2 separate regions of the Homo sapiens genome follow, and region 1 is linked to region 2. Evidence: read pairs that join two places in POLR2A ChIA-PET (ENCODE). Cell type or tissue: MCF 10A. All regions are shown on one strand. Each heading gives the region's core, and the rest is flanking DNA. Links, peaks and the distances in the headings are about the cores only.

Region 1 (8,359 bases), core at 1,647-6,646, 54 kb before region 2:
AACAGAAAACTGCAACCAGCTTGGCTGGCTCCCAGCTGAGAGCTTTTTTATCCTATCACACTGCGTCCCCAGAGGTGTCAAAATCCAGAAGGATAAGATTAACATTAACCAGCATACAACTGCAGGACAGTGTAATAATGCCCCTAAAACGCAGTTTAATTTTAATTAATTAATTAGTTAATTAATTTATTTTGAGACAGAGTCTCACTCTGTCACCCAGGCTGGAGTATGGTGGCGTGATCTTGGCTCACTGCAACCTCTGCCTCCTGGGTTCAAGCGATTCTCCTGCCTCAGCCTCCTGAGTAGCTGGGATTACAGGTGCGCACCACCACACCTGGCTGATTTTTTGTACTTTTAGTAAAGAAGGAGTTTCACCATATTGGCCAGGCTGGTCTCAAACTCTTGACCTCAGGCGATCCACCCACCTCAGCCTCTGAAAGTGCTAGGAGTACAGGCGTGAGTCACTGTGCCTGGCCTAATTTAATTCGATGTAATTTTTTTTTTTCCTTAAGACAGAGTCTTGCTCTGTCACCCAGGCTGGAGTTCAGTGGCCTGATCTCGGCTCACTGCAACCTTCACCTCCTGGGTTGAAGCGATTCTCCTGCCTCAGCCTCCCAAGTAGCTGGGACTACAGGCTCACGCCACCGTGGCCGCCTAATTTTTTGTATTTTTAGTAGAGACAGGGTTTCACCATGTTGGCCAGGCTGGAATGCGATATAATTTTAAGAGGTCAGATTCCCTCCTGGGTGTGCCAGTCCTTCAAAGTTGCCAGAAGAGCCCCTAGCGGCCGGTTTTCTTCCACCCACCAACCTGGCCACGCTCAGTCACGGCTGTATCATCTATGACTGCTTTCATACTGCAATGGCAGATTTGTGGTCTTGGCCTGCAAAACCTAAAATATTTACTACCCAGCCCTTTGTAGAAAACATCTGCCCACTCCTGATGTAAATTAAGATGTAGTGAAAGGTGTATTCATCTCTTACTGCTGCTGTAACAGATTAACACTAACTTAGTGGCTTGAAACACATAAATTTATTAGCATACAGTTCCAGAAGTCAGAAGTCTGACAATGGATCTTACTGGGCTAAAATCAGGCATCAGTCAGCAGTGCTACTCCTGGTGGCCTAGGACAGGGCACTTCCTTGTCTCTTCCAGCTTCTAGAGGTCACCTGAATCCCTTGGTTTATGGCCACGTCCTCCATCTTCAAAGACAGTATGGAACATCTTTATTTTTATTATTTATTTATTTATTTATTTATTTATTTTGAGACAGGGTCTGGCTCTGTTGCCCAGGCTAGAGTGCAGTGGCAGCGATCATGGTTCACTGCAGCCTTGACCTCCCAGACTCAAGCGATCCTCCCACCTCTCAATCTCCCTTGTAGCTGGGACTACAGCACATGCCACAACGTGCAACTAATTTTTATATTTTTTGTAGAGATGGGGTTTCACCGTGTTGCCTAGGCTGGTCTTGAACTCCTGGGCCCAACTGGTCTGCTTGCCTCAGCCTCCCAAAGCGCTGGGATTATAGACATGAGCCACTGTGCCCAGCTGCCCAGCTATTTATTTATTTATTTATTATTGTTATTATTATTTTTTTTTTAGAGAAGGGGTCTCGCTGTGTTGCCCAGGCTGGTCTTAAACTCCTGGCCTTAAGCTGTCCTCCCACTGTGGCCTCCCAGAGTGCTGGGATTACAGGTGTGAGCCACCGTGCCTGGTACATGACTTTTTTTTTTTTAATAGTATTCTATGCAACACTTTTTAACAAATTGTGTAAACACATCACCTAGCATCACGTTAGGTGTGAGACTGATGCTGAGGCTTTGTGTAAACACATCACCTAGCATCACGTTAGATGTGAGACTGATGCTGAGGCTTTGTGTAAACACATCACCTAGCATCACGTTAGGTGTGAGACTGATGCTGAGGCTTTGTGTAAACACATCACCTAGCATCACGTTAGGTGTGAGACTGATGCTGAGGCTTTGTGTAAACACATCACCTAGCATCACGTTAGGTGTGAGACTGATGCTGAGGCTTTGTGTAAACACATCACCTAGCATCACGTTAGGTGTGAGACTGATGCTGAGGCTTTGTGTAAACACATCACCTAGCATCACGTTAGGTGTGAGACTGATGCTGAGGCTTTGTGTAAACACATCACCTAGCATCACGTTAGGTGTGAGACTGATGCTGAGGCTTTGTGTAAACATATCACCTAGCATCACGTTAGGTGTGAGACTGATGCTGAGGCTTTGTGTAAACACATCACCTAGCATCACGTTAGGTGTGAGACTGATGCTGAGGCTTTGTGTAAACACATCACCTAGCATCACGTTAGGTGTGAGACTGATGCTGAGGCTTTGTGTAAACACATCACCTAGCATCACGTTAGGTGTGAGACTGATGCTGAGGCTTTCCACACCCTTGCCATGGCTGACAATTCTGTGACCACTTGGACTATGTGGCATCGACATCCACAGCTGTCGGTTGCTGGCCCTGTCCTGCCTCATCTTTTAGGAACAAAGGGCTGTGCCCCTCATCTCATTCATTCCACTCAGGGCCAGGTGGGTCAGAGGAAAAAATATTGTGGAGGAACTGAGCTAGGCTCTTCCTCTATACGGTGTCTTTCTGGAAGTTTATGTATTTTCTTTATGGCTGAGGTTCTAGGTACAGAGACACATTGCATGAAACCTTTATAACTGAATCTTCACTACCCGTACCAATCGGTAAGTGAACTCCAGAAAAATGCCCAAGTTTAACCACTCTAAACACTGCCTTATTATCAGAATTCTAAATAGCGTGCCACCCTATATGTGATCTGCAGTAAGACAAGCTTCCCCTGACAAATTGGTTGTGCAAGTAAGAGAGATTCCTTGAGATTTAAGGCTCTCCCTCTGGGTGAAGGTTACATAGCTAGTAACAAAAGAGAAAGTTCTTTTGTTCCTTTAAAGCCAACACAGATATCAAATCCTTCACTTTAAGCTTATGAGTAAAAAGTGAAGAGATTCCTAAGCTACTGGGAATATTAGCTACCATTACTGATCATTTTCAAGGTACCCAGCATTGTTCTAAGGGCTTTGCATTTACTAACTCGTGTAATTCTCCTAAGAAGTGGGCACTACTATTGTTAGTTCCGTGCGAAAGTAATCGTGGTTTTTGCCACTGAAAGAAATGGCAAAACCGTGATTACTTTTGCACCAACCTAATATTATTGCCATCTAACAGATGAAGAAACTCAGACAGAGGGAAATTGAGTAGCTTGCCTAAGGACGCACAGCTAGCAGGAGGTAGAGTCAGGTTTCCAAGCCAGGCAGGAAGCCCCATACCTGTGCTAGTGAGCTGCTGGAGTGGCTGAAAGGAATTAGTATCTTTCTCCATTTTTTTTTTTTTTTTTGAGATGGAGTCTTGCTTAGCTGCCCAGGGTAGAGTGTACTGGTGTGATCTTGGCTCAGCGCAACCACCGTCTCCCAGGTTCAAGTGATTCTCCCATCTCAGCCTCAAGACTAGCTGGGATTACAGTCACCTGCCATCTTACTGGGCTAATTTTTATATTTTAGTAGACACAGGGTTTCACCATGTTGGCCAGGCTGGTCTCAAACTCCTGATCTCAGGTGATCCCCCCGCCTTGGCCTCCCAAAGTGCTGGGATTACAGGTGTGAGCCACCGCACCCGGCCTCTTTCTCCTTTTTTATCTCTTTTCTAGAGTGGGGACAATTCCAGAAGAGTAAGACAGTCTTGCCAATAGAAAAGAGTGGAAGAGCTGGGGGCGGTGGTGCATGCCTGTAATCCCAGCACTTTGGAGGCCGAGGCGGGTGGATCACCTGAGGTCAGGAGTTTGAGACCAGCCTGACCAACATGGAGAAACCCTGTCTCTACTAAAAATACAAAATTAGCTGGGTGTGGTGGCACACACCTGTAATCCCAGCTACTCCGGAGCCTGAGGCAGGAGAATTGCTTGAACCCCGGAGGCAGAGGTTTCAGTGAGCTGAGATCACTCCATTGTACTCCAGCCTGGGCAACAAGAGCAAAACTCTGTTTAAAAAAAAAAAAAAGAAAAGAAGAGTGGAAGAAACAGGGAGCCAAGGACCAGTGTGGGTTAGACTTGATATTTTCTAGCATGTTTATTATGCATTAAAGCCATAAAATCAAAGTGAATTCCATTATTTTCATTTCTTCCAGATTTCTTTGTTCTCTTTGTTATCCTTCTTGCTGATGAGTTTATTATTATTATTTGAAAATGGTCTCAGGGCAAGCTTCTCTTTCTCAGCGTTCTTCCCTTTTACAATGGAACCCTGTCAGCATTTTCATCCTGCTTCCTCCTTATCTTTCTCATAGAAATGTAAATTCCATAATAGCACTGACCTTCTGCTTTGTCAATACTTTTAAGAAAGAACAGAAAAGCAAGCCACAACTCGATACAGACATCCAACCTCTTGGCTTTTTAGCAGCAGGATTTGTTGGTTTGTGTAGAGATCATGCATCTTGCTGGAAGCACGTTTTACCCCTTAGTTTCAGGGGACCACCACAATGCTGCAGCAGAATCCAAAGAAGGGTTGCTACCTATGTGGGTCAAGATGACGGAAAGTGCAAAATCATATATCTGTTGTTACAGTGGGGGCACTTTGCGGGGGGCGGTGGGGGTGTGGGTGGGAGAAGTGATCTGAAACCTTATGAGGTGAGGTTGTGTGCTGCTAAGGAGCATTTTTTTTTCTTTTTCTTTTCTTCTTCTTCTTCTTTTTTTTTTTTTTTTTTAGGGTCTTGCTCTGTCACCCAGGCTGGAATGCAATGGCTGATCTTGGCTCACTGCCACCTTGACCTCTCTGGCTCAAGTGATTCTCCCACCTCAGCCTCTCGAGTAGCTAAGACCACAGGTGCGTGTCACCATGCCCAGCTAATTTTGTTAATTTTTTGTAGAGACAGGAGCTCTCTGTTTCCCAGGCTGGTCTTGAACTGCTGACTTCAAGTGATCCTCCCACCCCTCCCTCCCAAAGTGTTGGAATTACAGGTGCAAGTCACTGCATGCCCAACCAAAAGCATTTTCTTTCTCTCTTTCTTTCTCCTTCCTTCCTTCCTTCTTTCCCCCTCGCCTCTTTTTTTTTTTTCCTAAGTTTTGCTCTGTTTCCCAGGCTGGAGTGCAGTGGCGTGATCTCAGCTTGCTGAAACCTCCACCTCCCAGGTTCAAGCGTTTCTCTTGCCTCAGCCTCCTGAGTAGCTGGGACTACAGGCGCGTGCCACCACGCCCAGGTAATTTTTTGTATTTTTAGTAGAACGGGGTTTCACCGTGTTAGCCAGGATGGTCTCGATCTCCTGGCCTCAGGTGATCCACCTGCCTCGGCCTCCCAAAATGTTGGGATTACAGGCGTGAGCCATTGCGTCCAGCCCACATTTTTTTTCTTAATCCCGGCCCTGGAAAACATTTTGATCTATAGAGGCATTTGTAAGGCTAGATGTCTTTGTACAATTTGTTAAGTAGTGTTCTGCAGACGATTGTAAAAATGGGTCAGGGAGTAGAAGGTGATATAAAGTATCCCAGAATATTGGTGAGGAAAGAAATCTGGAGTCATGTGTGGGAAGCACAGAAGGAAATTTTTAAGTATACAAGAAAGTTAAGAATGATAACTAGACTGCCTGTTCTGCCTGTGGAGTAGCCATTCTTTTATTCCTTCATTTTCTTAATAAACTTGCTTTCGCTTAAAAAAAATGATAACTAGACTGATAAAGAAGACATTAGCAATGAATGAATTGGATGAGTAAATCTTCAGTCAGAATGAGAGACCTGCTTGCTGTTGAATCTCTTGGAGGTCAGTCCTTTCACATTCAATAAATATGTATTGAGACCCGTGTCTTCAGGGCTCTAGGTGCTGGTGATTCAGTGGTGAATAAAGCCAAGGACATTTTTTTTTTTTTTTTTTGAGACAGAGTCTTGCTCTGTCGCCCAGGCTAGAGTGCAGTGGTGCGATTTCATCTCACTGCAACCTCTGCTTCCCGGGTTCAAGCAATTCTCGTGCCTCAGCCTCCCGAGTAGTTGGGATTACAGGTGCCCCCTCAGAACCCCTGGCTAATTTTTGTATCTTTAGTAGAGACGGGATTTCACCATGTTAGCCAGGCTGGTATTGAACTCCTGACCTCAGGTGATCTGCCCACCTCTTCTTCCTAAAGTGCTGGGATTACAGGCGTGAGCCCTGCCAGCCAAGGCCATCGTGTTACCTACTTTACATTGTAATGCAGGAGCCATCTAATAAATCAATAAACAAAAATATAATGTAAGGTGGTAGGATGACAGGAGAAGCTTGCCTGAGAAGGTGACATTTGAAATGACAACAGAAGGAAGTGAGCTGTGCAGATATGTAGGGCAAAGAGCATTCCAGGCAGAGGGAACAGCAAGTGCAAAGGCCTCAAGGCAGGAACATATTTGGGGCTATTCAAGGGCTAGCAAGAAAGGCAGGGGGAGAGTGGAGGAAGATGACATGGGAGCAAGGGGACATTGCAGAGTCCTTGTAAACCATCTGAGGATGTTATTTTCCATCCTAAGATGAAGGCAGTGAGTGGTTTGGAGTACAGTGGGGGCGTGATCTGGGTTAGAAGGATCACTTTGCTGTATGTGGAGCCAGGCCATGGTGAGAGAACGGCTGTATAGCTATAAAAACTCTCTTCCAGATTTGCAAAATGTCGATGAGAATAACTGCTTTAAAATATCTTTATAGAATACTCTATCCAGTTAAAAGAAACAAAAGTTTGGCATGATCTTCAAATAACCCAAGGGGGAGAAAAATATTAGGCAAATATAAACAGCATTGCATTCAAGAGGTGAAGTTGAGACATGCTTTCAATCTAGCCTCTGCAACAGCCAAGTCATCACAGCGCAATCAAATCCAGCTGGGACCACGGAAGATGACTCCATATCCTGTGGATACTCTGCTTGGCACAATGTGGGTGGGAGCCAATGAGGGCTGGATGGATGGAGGCCCTGAGACTGCTGCCAACCCTTGTTCAGAGCTAGTGGAAACTTCTGACTCTGAAGTCTTCTTTGCAGCTGGAAATGGGGAAAGGACTTAGGGAAGGTGCTGAAGCTGGCTTGGATAAGGCAATGTCCCACTGGAGCTATTTCTGAGCATTTTATTATTACTCAAATCCGTCTTCCCTCCCCCTTTTTTTTAATTGGTAAGTTTTTATGCTGGTAATAATAGGTGATGCTTATTCATTAATTTACAATGTGCCAGGTACTATGTTAAACTTATCATATTCATTATCTTACTAATTTAAGCCTTCACAACAGCCCAATGTGGGAGGTGATATTATTATTGCCCACAATGTTTAGAAGTGGGAACACAAGTTTAGAGACTTGCATAATTCCAGTTAGTTAGTAGCACAACTGAGATTCATCAGAATCCAGCTCATCAGAATCCAGTCTGTGCATTTGAACAATAGCACACTGTCTCTGACTGTTACTTGCCAAGCATCTACGTGAGGAGTTGCCCAAATGGCGGCAAAGTCTGTTCTTACTTGGTTTCCTTTTAATATACATTGGCAGACGTTTTGCATCGCCATGAGGTCTGCTGACTCCCAGTGCAGGAAATCAGTAGCCACAAGGTATTAGACTGATGTGAGAAAATGCTTATAACCAATATGCAAACCTTATTTTATTTTATTATTATTATTTTTTGAGATGGAGTCTCGCTCTGTCACCCAGGCTGGAGTGCAGTGGCGCGATCCTGGCTCACTGCAAGCTCCACCTCCCAGGTTCACGCCATTCTCCTGCCTCAGCCTCCCAAGTAACTGGGACTACAGGCACCCGCCACCGCACCCAGTTAATTTTTTCTATTTTCAGTAGAGACGGGGTTTCACTGTGTTAGCCGGGATGGTCTCAATCTCCTGATCTCATGATCCGCCCGCCTCGGCCTCCCAAAGTGCTGGGATTACAGGCATGAGTGGCCGCGCTTGGCTGCAAACCTTATGTTAAGCAGACCTGGTAAGAAGAAAAAAAGACTTATAAAACAGGCATTCGAAGGACCTACTCATACTTCAAAAATTTTTATTGCATAAATTGGTATATACTTGCACATGCACACAAAATTATTACTTTGCCAAATGAATTGCCAGAGTATTCCTTTGGATAGACATCTAGCACATAATGCAACTCGTGTACAATTTACTCTAGGACATTTATGCTTATGACATAATGTATCCAAGCACATGATGCTTATGACAAATATAGCTGCATGATGACAATCGTGGACAGTCAATGGCTGTTATCTGGGGTAAAAAGTCAAAAGGCTTATCTGGGGTAAAAGCCAACAAGCTGATGTTGACCATCAAGCATCACAGTCTCATCACAGAACTTTCCTACTGAAACATTTTT
Region 2 (8,131 bases), core at 3,132-8,131:
TGGGCAGGAGAGTATTAGTTCAAACTGTTCTACGCTGACTTCTGTGATGCCTCAAAGAGCACAAAGTGAACCCAATTCAGAAGTTGCTACGTAGCAGATTCCTTTTCAGAATGAACACTGCACAGATAATAACAATCCTTTTAATGTCCACCTGCTGGAGGCTAATTCAGTTTACTTTGATGAGGGGGGAGGGGAGGAGAGGGAGGAAGAGGATGAGGAGAATGAAGAGAGAGAGATTTTGATAGAAACAAGAGGCCTGGACTTTAAAAAAGGCAGTGCTGCCAGACTATGGGCATTGATGATTACTTTGTATATTTTCACACAACTGTAAGCTGTGCATCAGTTGTTTTAAGTTTAAGTATTGCATAATGTAAGTATAAAGTTGGCCCCTGTTTGGGGAGAGTCCTTGGAGCCCTTAACGCCAGAGACAGCCTGGAATAGTGGTCCATGGCCGCCTGGCCTCCAGAGCAACTGCCCCGCTCAATTTCCCCAATTCCATGACACCTGGGCTGCGTGGCTGTGCGTGTTGGGTTCTCAGCGTCATGCCAGAAGCTGCATCAGAAGCGGGTTGGAACTTTTCACTCTGAGGCACTGCTCAAGATGCACAATCCCTGGTTGCTGTTTCTCCCCCTAACTCATCCCCTTTACTACGTTGTCCTGTTTGGTTCATCTAGAGCCTCCTGTCCTTTTTATTGGAAAGTCTTTCCCTATATCTCCAACCCACTGTAGACTGGTCAGTTGTCCTCCCATAGGGACAGTTTATTTTTAAAAACTTAGAACCATTCCAATGGGGGCAGCTGTTTCTCCGGCATATCCTAAATCTGGAAGGAGGAGTCAACATTGACCTTGGTCCCCCTTCCGGTGCCTAGACATTACTTTACATCCCTTGTGTAAAATCCTCTTTGTTTTGGGTCATGTCATCTGCCTCATCTACCCAGCACCCCTGTGGAACCACCTCGTTGGTTCACGGTCTCTTTCTCTAGGTCACCACCTATGACATCTGGGGTCAATTTGACGTCCATGTGGACAGTCCCAAACACAGCAGCCTCTAATGCTGTTTTATTTTAGAATCAATAACATTTACCAGCCGGGCGTGGTGGCTCACGCCTGTAATCCCAGCACTTTGGGAGTCTGAGGCGGGTGGATCACAAGGTCAGGAGATCGAGACCATCCTGGCTAACATGGTGAAACCCCGTCTCTACTGAAAATACAAAAAAAATTAGCCAGGCGTGGTGACAGGCGCCTGTAGTCCCAGCTACTCAGGAGGCTGAGGCAAGAGAATGGCGTGAACCCGGGAGGCGGAGCTTTCAGTGAGCCGAGGTCATGCCACTGCACTCCAGCCTGGGCGACAGAGCTAGACTCCATCTCAGAAAAAAAAAAAAAAAAAAAAAAAAGAACCAATAACATTTCTCTCCCCTGCACTTAAGCATCCTGAACTCTTTTTAATACTCTTTTTAGCTTCAACAGATTCACCTCTGAAAACTTCAGCAGCAACCACCTACTGTCTTGGCTGGAGTTCCCCAAAAAACAGACCCTGAAGAAGGACTCCCATACAAGTCGTTTCTATGGGAGCTAATCCCAGTGTTGGGGTGGAGGACTGAGACAAGGAAGGGAAAGAAGCTAATAAAAGAGTCCAATGGCAAGCAAGTGCTCACCATGGGCAACTGGAACCATCCCCACTGGGGAACTCTGGGAGGCAGCAAGAACATCCCACCGGGGGAAGGCCAAGGAGCTGCATTAGACAGTCACTGATTCCTGACGAGTGTTGGCTGGGGGTTGCTTCTAGGGGGAATCTGGTGCCCAGCACTTCTGGCCTGGAAGGGAGTTGAGACAAAAGGAGGTGGCCGGGCATGGTAGCTCATGCCTGTAATCCCAGCACTTTGGGAGGCCGAGGCAGGCGGATCGCCTGAGGTCAGGAGTTCAAGACCAGCCTGGCTGACATAGTGAAACCCTATTTCTACTAAAAATACAAAAATTAGCTGGGCTCGGTGGCAGACACCTGTAATCCCAGCTACTTGGGAGGCTGAGGCAGGAGAATCGCTTGAACCTGGGAGGCAGAGGTTGCAGTGAGCCGAGATCGTGCCACTGCACTCCAGCCTGGGCAACAAGACCGACATTTTATCTCAAAAAAAAAAAAAAAAACCAAAAACCAAAAAACCTCAACTCCCACCCTCCGGCAAAAAGCAGGTGACAGTCTGGCCAGAGTAGAGGGCATAGAAGTAGAGGCTGCCATGCAGATATCAGGCTACATTGACAGCATCCACTTCACCTGTCAATTCAGCTTTCTTAACCTGCCTTCCCCTAAACATGCTTTTTGTCTTTATCGTGGTCTCTAATCCCTTGACTTATCTATTTGCAGCTAATTATCAGCCTCCTGGGGACAATTCCTTCCATATGGAGCCTGGCTCTCAGAGACAATTAGCACCTCTTCCTCTCAGGCTACTCAACTTCATTGTCTCCTTGTGTTTTTTATTTTTTCCTTTTTTTTTTTAACCACAACTTGGTGTTTCCCAGCTAAATTCAGACTATGATAACTAGAAAGAATTGCCCACCCAGGCAAACTGGTGCCACCGAAAATTAATGGAAATCTCTCTCCTCGGTTTATTTATTTATTTTGCATTCTTTTTGGTCAGGTCTTCCTTTAGTAACTCTCAGCTACAAGTCTGAACTTTTGCTCCTTCCTCAAATCACCTTCCTGATTTTACTGCTTTTATTCATAGTCAATGACTCAGTCATTCTGGATCTAGATAGAATTGTCTACACTCACTGTCTCATTCTTCAGCTTGACTCAGCATGACTTCTGGCTCCATTACTCTTCCACGTCAATCCAATGGACTTTTCTACTCTCACCTTTCTTCTTAGCAACATTCTTGAACATGTCCTCTTTCTGGAACTTTCTTGCCCCCATTTTCTGACCGTAAAGCTATCTTAGTTTTCTTCTGAACTTCCTGGTCATTTCTTCTTTCCTTTTGCAGTTTCATCATCTTCTATCTAGCCACTGATTCTTTGAGCTCCTCAAGAGTCTGTCTTGGCACCTCTCCTTTCCTCCATGTTCTGTCCATAAACAATCTTATCCTATCTATGCCTACTCTTCATATCAATAATTTGGGCTTCTCCTTTGAGATCTAGTCTTACCTGGCCAACAGTCTACTTGATATCCACTCTTGAATGTCCCAAAGGCACATTAAAATCAATATATCTAGAAGTAAATGCATGATCTTCCTTCGAAATCCAGGCTGCTTCCAGTGTACTTCATCCTGGTAATCTACCCAATTTGGGGCAGATCCTAAATGTAGGGGGCCAGCCTCAATATTCCTTCACCTTACCCTTACTGAATTTCAATAATATCTTTCTAAATATCTTTTAAAGTTATCTTCTTTTTCAATTCTCACCACTGTCACCTTTTTTGAGCTATAGTCATCTCTTTCCAGGGTTACCAAAGTAGCCTCACTAGCTTATTTTGTCCCCTCTGGATTCCTCTGGTCCATTCTCCAGGCTGCGGCTAAAGTCAACTTTTGAAAATGTATAAAATACAAATGTGATCATGTGAGCTCAGCCACCTATGCTTTTTAAAACTCATCAATGACTTCCTAGCGCTTTACTATTAAGATGAGCTTTTATGGGATGTCCTGTAAGATCCTACCTTGTCTGGTTCTACTAATGTCTCCAGGTTCGTCTTTTGTCATGCTCCACCTCACTCTTTTGCTCCGGTCACACTGACTATCTTTTGATCCAAGGACTTCCAGTACTCCCTGCTTCCACAGGGCCGTTGCATATGCCAAGCCTTCTTCCCGTCTTTCTCTTCTCATTGACTCTAACTTGTGAATTGAAATTATGCCACTTCATCAATGACAAGTTCTCCTTGTGCCAATAAGGGTTTGACTTGTGCTGAAAAAGAGTTTATAGTGAGGGGAATTGACCTATTCAGAGAGGAAGGCTTTGCTGACACCTGAGTAGGCCAATTCTTCTTACTATAAACTCTTATTGAACCATGTAATTTGACGTAGCATCTATCACAGTTGCAATTTTGCATTTACTTGTATGGGCATTTGATTAACACCTGCCACACTCCCAGCTTTTAAGTTCCAGGAGGACAAGGATGGTGGCTGTTGTGCCAGGGTATTTTGTAGGTGCTCATAGAATAGTGACCAAAAGAGTGACTTAATGAATCAATTATTTATTTTCTATTTTTTAGAGAAAAAAAGTTCCTAGGTGTGAATGCCTTCTTTTTCTAACCTAGACTTGCAGTTTCAGGGATCCGAGTGAAGACTACGATCTTTTTTTTTTTTTTTTTTTTTTTTTGACAGGGTCTCACTCTGTCACACAGGCTGGAGTGGAGGGGCATAATTGCAGCTCACTGCAGCCTCGGTGTGCTGGGTTAGCTCACTGCAGCCTCGGTGTGCTGGGTTCAAGCAATCTTCCCATCTCAGCTCCCTGAGTAGCTGGGACTACAGGTGCATACCACCACACCCGGCTAACTTTTGTATTTTTGTAGAGACAGGGTTTTGCCATGTTACCTAAGTTGGTCTTGAACTCCTGGGCTCAAACAATCAACCTGCCTAAGCCTCCCAAAGTGCGGGGATTACAGGCATGAGTCGCTGCATCCAGCCCAACTATGCTCTTAACCATATCCCCTCCCTGATCTCACTCTGATGATTACATCTGTCTCATATTTCAGTCTCTCGCTCTTGCCTTACTCCTTTCTTGCATCCATTAATATTTCAGGTTTCATTAGAAAAATACCTTCCTCAACTTTACATCTTGTCATTTTTCCTGTACAAGTGCCCCAGAATAAGTAGCTCATAGTAACTATTTCCTTTTTTCATTTTCATTGTGCTCTTAGCTACTCTTGTGACTCTTACCTTAAGAACAAATCTTGCTCTTGAACTCCAGACACTAAATAACCAATTAGTGCTTCAATATATTTACTTGCATGTTTTCAAGACTCCTGTAATTCAACCTATTATTTCTCTCATCCAAGTACTAACCAGGCCAGACCCTGCTTAGCTTCCAAGATCAAGCAGGTGTTCAAGGTGGTATGGTTATAGACGACCAATTATTTCTCCTCCAAACTTACTTCTCCTCCTGTATGCCTTTAGAACAGGTAAAAGTACTATCCTGTACTCACTTACCAAAGCTAGGGCCCTGATGGTTACCCGGGTCTCTTTCAGCTACTTCCCATCCTGGTAAGTCACCTTGCCCCATCTCTTGTGTTTTTTAAATGTTTCTGGAATGTCTGCAGAAATAGTATGGATACTCATCTTTAGCTCTTGGACTATGATGAGAGCTTCTGAGTGGTCTCCCAGGTCAGCCTGGCTCCAATTTGTCCCATATGTACACTGCTAGAGGAATCTTTCTAAAACACAAATCTGTTCTTGCACAGCTCCTTCCCCCCAGGCCTCAGCCCTTGCGTAGGCGCCCCAAACTCTCTGATTCATTGGCATAGCATGCATGTCCCCAAACGGTTATGTCTTCAGCTTCACCTCCAGCTGCTCCTTCCTTATCCCCTTTGATCTAGATGCTTCCCAGTCCTTGCTCATCTCGTAATGTCAGAATGTTGGACTGTTTCATGCTTCTGTGCCTTTTCCCAAGCAGCTGCCTCTCCACTGGACATCCTCCCTAGACCTTTGGAAGAATGGAGGACCTCTACCTGTGGTTCACGATCTTAGGTCAGTGACTGCTTGTTTTGTACAGCTATCCCTGGCCTCCCCACCTAGAACTGACCACTCTATCTACTGTGCTCCCAGTGTACCTCGTACACATTCTATTAGAGCTCATGCTGCCAGAGCTGCTACATAGGGTTGTTCAGGTTGTGAACTGCACAACTCTAAGGACCTTGTTCACGAAATGATGCATAGTGAAGACAGTCATATATCATGGCCCTGCTTTTTGGACTGTTTTTCCTTTTCTTGCTCTTAAGAATCATGGGAATGGGGAAGAAGGCATGAAAAGGTTAAGAATGTAACATGTGGAATCTACGTGTGTGGAAATGCTACATAACTCAAGAGGAATGAAGGACAGAGGGATCTGTGCTGAGTCAGGATGGTTCTGTGTGTGATGCAGGAGCTTCAGAGAGAAGCCTACGTGCTGTGCTTCAGTAGTAAATTGTGCAAGAGGCGTGGCAAGAAAAGGCTGGCTCAGTGTGGCAGACAGCACTAGAGGAGGAAGAGCGGGAAGGATGTAAGCCGACTGTTTAAACAAAAATGATCAAAACACAATTGGCCACTGAGAAGGGAGTGGAGGCTCCTTCATTTCTTCCTGGGGTTGGGACTGGTGTTGGCAGTGAGGATCTCTCAAGTAAATCTCCTCCCAGGACTGTTTCCTGCCACGCATGGATCGGGACAATCACTGCTGGAGCTTGGGTGGGTCACTTGCTTATATGCTTGTCCCCACTAGGCTGAGAGCTTCATTAGGGCCAGGGATTGAGACTTTTGATCTTAAATCACCAGCCTCTTACATGGTACTTTGGTCCACTATGGGCCCTCCACATCCTTCCTAGCCAGAGGGGACAGAGGAAAGAAAAGGGAGTTCGTGGACTTCAACAAAATCACAATAATAATAACAGTCAACACAAATATAGTCCCATGAATATAGTTTACCATGTGCCTGGCACCTTTTTTTTTTTTTTTTTTTTTTTGAGATGGAGTCTTGCTCTGTCACCAGGCTGGAGTGCAGTGGCGCGATCTTGGCTCACTGCAAGCTCCGCCTCCCGGGTTCAAGCAATTCTTCTGCCTCAGCCTCCTGAGTAACTGGGACTACAGGCGTGCACCATCATGCCTGGCTAATTTTTTTATTTTTAGTAGAGACGGGGTTTCACCATGTTGGCCAGGATGGTCTCGATCTCTTGACCTTGTGATCCGCCCGCCTTGGCCTCCCAAAGTGCTGGGATTACAGGCGTGAGCCACCGCTTGCTGGGCACCTTTCTAAATGCCTTATCTATATCAGCTAATTTTAGCCTTGTATGTAGGAATTATAATAATTCTCATTTCACAGCTAAGGAAACTGATGCTAGAGACATTAAGGCACCTGCCCAAGACGATACAGCTAATAAGTAGTGGAGGCAGGATTCAAGCACACGGAGTCTGTCTCTAGAGCCTGTCCTTTACAAGGCTGTTCTGTGCCCCACCTATTGTGATGGCAGTTTTAATCCGAAGAGAGGTTAAGCATTTTAAATGAGGCTTCTGTGCACTTCGTGCCTTGGATTCAAGTGAGTTTTTTCTTATTTTCTCCTTTGAGAAAATGTGTTTATTTAGTTTTGTGCCTTGGAAACCTCTATTTGTTGTTGTTTTGTTGTTGTTGTTTTCTTGTTTCTGAGACAGGGTCTCACTCTGTCACCCAGGCTGGAATGCAGTGGCGCTATCAAGGCTCACTACAGCCTTGGCTACCCGGGTTCTGGTGACCCTCATACCTCAGCCTCCCGACAGTCGGGACTATAAGTGTGTGCCACCAGGCCCGGCTAATTTTTGTATTTTTTGTAGAGATGAGGTCTCACGATGTTGCTCAGGCTGGTCTCGAACTCCCGGGATCCAGCAATCCTCCTACTTCAACCTCCCAAAGTATTGGGATTACAGGCATGAACCGCTGTGCTTAGCTTCCAGTCTTTTTTTTTGTTTTGACGTTGCTGCTGGGGAGACGAGGCTAGGAGCTACCTACCTTCCCATCTCGGAGAACACCTGGGATTTTCTGGGTAACATGTTTTAAAGATTTAGTATAAGATTTTCTCTTTTCATGTGTTGTAAGGACAGTGGATGAAACTTATTTTTCTCTAGCTATGCTTTTAAAATTTTTCTTCTTTGCCTTTTGTGAATTCAGCCATTTTAAAATTTGGTTCTACTTTGTCATCTCACCCCAGAGTCAAATAACTGTATTTCTTCCAGAAACATTCATAATTTAATTTTTCTTTTAACTTAGCTGTATTTCTCTCACCTGTGGAGAGACTTGAAACACTTAGTTATAATATAAAGTCTGCGAGTCTGAAGCTTTCTGGCAAAAGGCAAAAAAAATTCACACCTGGCTTGCATTTGATGAGGATTCCACATGCGTCATCATTTTCTTTGAATTCCCCATGGGAGTTTAAATATATACATGTTAGCATTTTTGTAGTGTACGTTAATAAATGAGAGCTTTGATT

What was found. Peaks named below come from ENCODE experiments on the same cell type or tissue, not always from the same donor. Only the 100,000 strongest peaks of a DNase experiment are listed, where the experiment ranks them.
Region 1: POLR2A ChIA-PET joins it to region 2 with 5 read pairs; 4 of 35 experiments call an interaction of 5 or more read pairs at or near these places.

The regions. Positions count from the first base shown.
Region 1 is chr5:17,099,345-17,107,703 of GRCh38, forward strand. It overlaps LOC124900947 (a long non-coding RNA gene), which reads right to left. Exons shown (of 2, transcript XR_007058707.1): 2 at 6,684-7,966. Among named protein-coding and RNA genes, the nearest start is that of MIR10522, 52 kb to the right of the region's middle. In MCF 10A, for the core only: no CTCF peak of the experiment used is centred there; no DNase peak of the experiment used is centred there.
Region 2 is chr5:17,152,024-17,160,154 of GRCh38, forward strand. The region is part of intron 2 of BASP1-AS1 (BASP1 antisense RNA 1); the gene reads right to left. It overlaps MIR10522 (microRNA 10522), which reads right to left and starts at 3,969; the gene lies at 3,907-3,969. It also overlaps the pseudogene RNA5SP180. RefSeq lists an enhancer at 1-27. In MCF 10A, for the core only: no CTCF peak of the experiment used is centred there; a DNase peak (open chromatin) is centred at 6,088.